Regions from separate parts of the Mus musculus genome. Here region 1 is linked to region 2. Evidence: chromatin loops called from intact Hi-C (ENCODE). Cell type or tissue: left cerebral cortex. All regions are shown on one strand. Each heading gives the region's core, and the rest is flanking DNA. Links, peaks and the distances in the headings are about the cores only. Region 1 holds the start of Ppm1k (protein phosphatase 1K (PP2C domain containing)). Region 2 has its middle 2.5 kb from the start of Kbtbd2.

What was found. Peaks named below come from ENCODE experiments on the same cell type or tissue, not always from the same donor. Only the 100,000 strongest peaks of a DNase experiment are listed, where the experiment ranks them.
Region 1: a loop joins it to region 2, with 2.3 times the contacts of the local background. A loop is called at or near these places in 4 of 42 quality-filtered maps.

The regions. Positions count from the first base shown.
Region 1 is chr6:57,534,136-57,536,942 of GRCm38, reverse strand. Ppm1k (protein phosphatase 1K (PP2C domain containing)) reads left to right here and starts at 1,456. Exons shown (of 7, transcript NM_175523.5): 1 at 1,456-1,663. In left cerebral cortex, for the core only: a CTCF peak has its summit at 1,243; DNase peaks (open chromatin) are centred at 1,343, 1,753, 2,187, 2,460 and 2 more places; H3K4me3 peaks cover 2,016 bases; H3K27ac peaks cover 1,584 bases.
Region 2 is chr6:56,798,874-56,801,680 of GRCm38, reverse strand. No RefSeq gene overlaps it. Among named protein-coding and RNA genes, the nearest start is that of Kbtbd2, 2.5 kb to the right of the region's middle. In left cerebral cortex, for the core only: a CTCF peak has its summit at 1,276; no DNase peak of the experiment used is centred there.

The DNA.
Region 1 (2,807 bases), core at 75-2,574, 740 kb before region 2:
CACTTTTCTGTCTATATGCTGGATCCGGTAACAATTTCAAGAGCTTTATGAAAATTGATTCTCTATCCAACATAAGCCATTGTTAGATTTAGTGAGTCACTAACACAAATATCACTGTCGAAACATATTATTATTAAATGCACTGGGTCTCCAGATGCTCTTGGACCAGGAGGTGCAACTAGGCAACACAACTTAATTATTAATTTTAAGAATATTTTTAATTAAAACTTATTCCATACATGCATTTTGAGCAATTCTTTCCCCTTCCACAATTCCTTTCAGATCCTCCCCACTTCCGTACTACTCACTCAACTTTATGTATGTTCTCTCTCTGTCTCAAAAAAAAAACCCAAAAACAAAAAACAAAACAAAAAAACAAAAACCCAAAATCAAAACAAAAACAACCCAATTAAGACTTAAAAAGTGGAGGTGGGGGGAGCTGGTGAGATGGCTCAGCGGTTAAGAGCGCTGACTGCTCTTCCAAAGGTCCCGAGTTCAAACCCCAGCAACCACATGGTGGCTCACAACCATCCGTAATGAAATCTGATGCCATTTTCTGGAGTGTCTGAAGACCGCTATAGTGTACAGTGTATAAATAAATAAATAAATGAATATTTTTAAAAAGACTTAAAAAGTATCAAAACAAAACCAAAACACGCACACATAAAAAATCATGGAGTCAATTTAGTGTTGACCAGTATTCCTGTGCATGAAACCTGCCCGGGAGTGTGCTGATACAGCCTGAAAGGCATCTGCTATTGTCTTCTGCTCAGATCCATCCTGCCTTGACTAGATTCAGCGCGGTAAAATCCGCTGCCCAGTGTTCTCCAGCCACACCTGAGCCGTTCCCTCTTTAGACGTGATTTGTCTTTTACTGTTTATTTGTTGGCTTGCTTCCTCATCTTCCTTATTAGACCGAAGGTTCTAAAGGCAGTTATCTGATTATTTGAATCAGTTTGGACCCCCAGATCCAAGGCAATGCTTCCTTCAAAAGACGGAAATCTTTTTGGCATGCAGGATAGTCGCGAGCCATCCCAAGATGCCTGTTAATGCAGTCCGAAGAACATTGGTTTGTGATTTGTCAAAGAACACTGGATGACGTACAAGTGCTACACTCAAGCAAAGCGTGGCTGTCCGAGTCTCGATTTCTTGGGTCAGAGTTAAGATAACTTTGGCAGAAGTGAAACTCCCTCCTCCAGTGGCTGGCGAAAAGCAAGGTCCCTGGTGCCTGATTCGAGGCCGCCAGGCCCATCAGGAGGGCGGGGCGCCAACGTCGAACAGCTACTGGCCCACTTTGACGTCGCTCTACGGCGTTTAATTGGCAATCTGAGAGGTCAAATTGCCTGTGCAGGAGGCTCGTTCCTATCTAAATCTGTAATTGGCTCAGATTGAGGGCGGGCAAAGAGTCTTTCAGAGCACCAACTGGCTAGTGTTGCTGTCAATCATCGGAAATACACTCCTCCGGGTCTCCATTTGGCCAGCTGCGGTTGATTTTTTTTTATTTTCCGAGAATTTCCAGGAGTGGAAGAGACTGTGGCTTCCCTAATTGCTTGTTCTGGAGATCATAATCAACAGAGAAGTCAGTCTAGTTTATCATCCAAGAAATCCTTCCCTTCCTTCCATTAGCCAATTAAGAAATTTACAGACACCTACCCATCACAAGGTAAGAGCCTAAGGAGTTTAATTCGCTTATTCTCCTAGGTTGTTGACGAGACATTGGCGGTCTCCGGAGGTCCCCGGGAAGGCGAAAGAGAAATATGAAATGAGTTCCTGCAGCTTACTCTGTCTGAGACCGAGTCCCACGCGCATCTCTCTGGGTTCGATGTGCTCCCTTTTTCTGGAAGTGGAAAGCAGCTGCTCTCGCCTAGGCCCACGGTGGCTGCGCCCGAGCATCCGGCTCCCCCAAAGCAGCCTTGGTCGGCCTTGAACTTGACCTCGGGCTGATAGTGAGCCCCAGGGAAGCAGGGATAGAAAGATGGGCGGGGTCCCAGGGAGAGAATGAGAAAGCTAGCAAAGATAACAGAACCCTGATTCACTGCAGCGAGACCCTTTGGTGCGCTCCTGCCCGCGAGAGCAGGCATAGCTGCCTAAGAACTTGGGATGCCAGATCTCAAGAGCTCAGGAGAGTGTTGTCCTGCCGCGTCCAGCTTCGTTCAAGGCCAGCAAACCAGCCCACGATTCTATCCAGCCCAGGCTTGCAAAGGGACTGGTGTAGAGAAGGATTGCGGAGCCCTGGTCGTTTGGATCTGAGAGCTTGTGTTTTGCTTTGCTAGGAGAGCACTGTATCTTAGGGGCATGTGGCTCCTGGCGCAGGTTTTCGCAGACGCTTTCTGTAGATGAGAGAATTTACCCGGAGGAGACAAAGATTGAGGCTCTGGGTAGAAATAGCTAGGAAATTTCGACTCTCAAAAGCTCCACCGGTTTTCGTTGTAGGAGCTGCAGGAATAGAAACTGCGAAGCCCCCAACCCCCAATGTGCATGTCAACCCGGCAGAGCAGATGTAGCCTCTGCTGGACCTGTGCCCTGGTGAGGAAACCTGGGGCTCTCTTGAGATCGAGATCTGCAGGGCTTGGCGGAAGGGGCTGTGTTGCCCTTCTAGTGTGTGTTGGAACTTGTGGAAATTGGAAACCAGCTCACCACACTGTATGACAAATGTCATAAAATAGGAAGCTTTGGATAATGGGCTCTTGTTTATAATTGTTTTTCTTGCAATCCGAGTCTCTTTTTCCTTGTCTACATCAACCCACCCCCTTCACAGAGTTGAGTAACACTTACTTTTCAATACTGTATTCTCACTTCGCCTATGA
Region 2 (2,807 bases), core at 53-2,552:
TTTCTGCTGTAATAGAATTTACATTGCAAAATCATGTTAGAGACAACAAAAGGGTAACAAGTGCAAATGAAAACAAGCAAGATCAAAGCTGCCAGACTCACTCCAGTATCTGTGAACTGGATTGATGGCACAAGTCTGAAACTCCAGCACTTGGGAGCCTAAGCCAACTGGATTCAAAGTTTAAGGCCAGCCTAAGTGCTCCACAGTACTCAGAGCAAGCCCCTGTGGCTGAAGCAAAGCCATATGTGTGCCTTGATTCCTGCTATATAGGTTCTATGTTGCCCAGCCAAACTTCAAGCTTCTAGGCTCAAACTATATTCCTGCTACCCTCCAGAGGAGACAGGAGAGAAGCAAGCCCCAATCTACTTGAACGCCCCCCCATCCCCCTTTGAGAATAGTACACTGTAGCCCAGGGTTGCTTAGAACTCAATAGAACCTTGAATTTGGGACAGTTTTCTTGCTGCAGCCTCCCAAAGACTGTGATTACAGGTATGAGCCAACATACACATACTATAACCGACTTATTCCTCTGCACCTTCAGAGCACCCTGTGCATATTGCTTCTATAGAACTTGACTCACAGTATTTGGATCTTTCCCCCCGACACATCCATTCCCCTATGAGACTTTTTTTTCTGGTTTCCAGGGTATAAAATATTTTTTGAATGCATGATGTTCACTTTTGAGAACTTGAAAAAATGTAAATGTAATTTTATATGTATAGATGTGCTACATCCACTCCAGTGAAGCCTAGAGGCCTGGAAGCACTCATGAGGCAAAGAGTTTCAAGGAAACTATGCCTCCTGGAACCTTGGCATTCCCATAACCCATATACTCATACGTTATCCCCACGTTAGTATGGTGTATGCTCTCTTTCAGTATTATTTTATTATAAGTGCCTTTAAAGATTGAATTTTAACATAGGTGAGCCTCCATCAGTGTTCCAGAAAATCCTTGAAGCCCACCAGTTTGGAATTCAGTAGGAATTCAGTGAGAAGGTTACCTATTCAGTAACATTCAAATTTACTTCTAGCAGAGACGGGAAAACTAATTATGCATTGCAAAGAACGGAGCTAGAATAGCTCAGGGCTAGTCTGCAGAGTGATTACTTGGGACAGTAGCCAGTCTCACCCAAACAAGGAAATACACAATGGCCTAGTGAATAGGTAGGTTTACCATGAAGAGTGAGGGAATCCCCCAAGACAGGTTTCTTCATGTGGCTCAAAGAAACAGCATAAATCAGGCATTTACTAAGAACCCCTAGTGGTAGGCTTAACAATAGACTAGCATTACACCTGGCTCCCTTCTTAGTGGTAAACACGGCCTGGTCCGTGCCATCTTTTGATGTATACATTCCTTTTGTATTGTGTCACTGTAACTTAGTGGATGTGTTCGCCTGGTTTCTTGTTACTCTTCTGTATAAAAAGTTTGATGCTCGATTTGACAAATTACACTCAGAGTCTTCACACTCTCTTGTGTCGCTTCTGTTTGTCACTCACAGACTCTATGCCCATCTGTCCGAGACTCTGATTTGCACGGATTAAGGAGGGCCCACTGAGCCCGGTCTGTGGCATAGATGTTTTGCTTGCATGCATATCTGTGTACCACGTGAAGAATATTTAAATACAGTATAATTTGGGAGAGAAGTTTTTTTGGTATAATACAATCCTGGTGTCATCTCAGATCAAGATAGAATAGAGGTCAACAGGCTACCTCCCCTAATGATGGGTCTATTAATTAGGAGCTAAAGATAAAAGGTTTAGGGGTGAAGAGTCTGGAATAATTATTCTGAGGGATTTAGGTGAATTCTACCTCTACAGAGAGCAAAAGGTTACCACATGTTAACAACACCCACTCTCAGGTTTTTGGATAGGATGCAAGTATTTTACTTCCTCCATTGTGGAAATACCCTGTATGTTTAACATTCCTGGTTTCCCTGGTGCTTATTTGAAATATAAGGACTTTTGTGGCCCCCAACAATGTGGATGCTGTGAATTGAACCCAGGTCCTCTGGAATTTAGTGGTCTTAACTTTAGAATCATGTCTCTAGCCCCACATTTTGGAGATTTTTTTTATTACAGATTCATAAAAAGTATAAAAAATATGAGCCCATGATGGCTCAGCAGGCAAAGAAGCCTGCTCTCCAAGCCTGGCAACCTTGAGTGCCATCTCTGGAAGCCACACAAGGGTGGAAGGAAATCTGCAAAGTGGTCCTCTGACTGCCACACAAGTGTGGTGGCATGAACACTGACCTCTCAAGAATCACATAGACACACACACTCACATACACGCACACACACATACTCACACACACACACACACACACACACACACACACACACACACATAGCATAAAAAGTAACAAAAGTAGAATGTTCTTTGAAAACCCCTCTAGTGACTTCCCATCTTAGATAACTATAGTATATTATCAAAACTATGAAGCTGGTATTAGCAAAAGCAATTAAATAGACTAAAAACCTTATTTGGACTACATCATCTTTTATATAAACGCTACTTTCTTTTTTCTTTTTTTTTCTTTTGTTTTGGTTTTTTTTTTTTTTTTTTTGGCAGGGACTCACTTACTGGCTGGCTTATAACAAGTAACTTGCTATTTAGACCAGGCTGTCCTTGAATTTATAGAAATCTGCCTACCTAACTCTGGCATACTGAGATTACAGGCCTATGCCACTATGCCCAGATTAAACTTTGTAAACTTTATCGTTATTGGGTCGTGACCTAGGAATTCCATATTCACGCAGTCAAGATGAAGAGCAGTCCCATTAACTACAAAGAAGTTCCTTGTGCTATG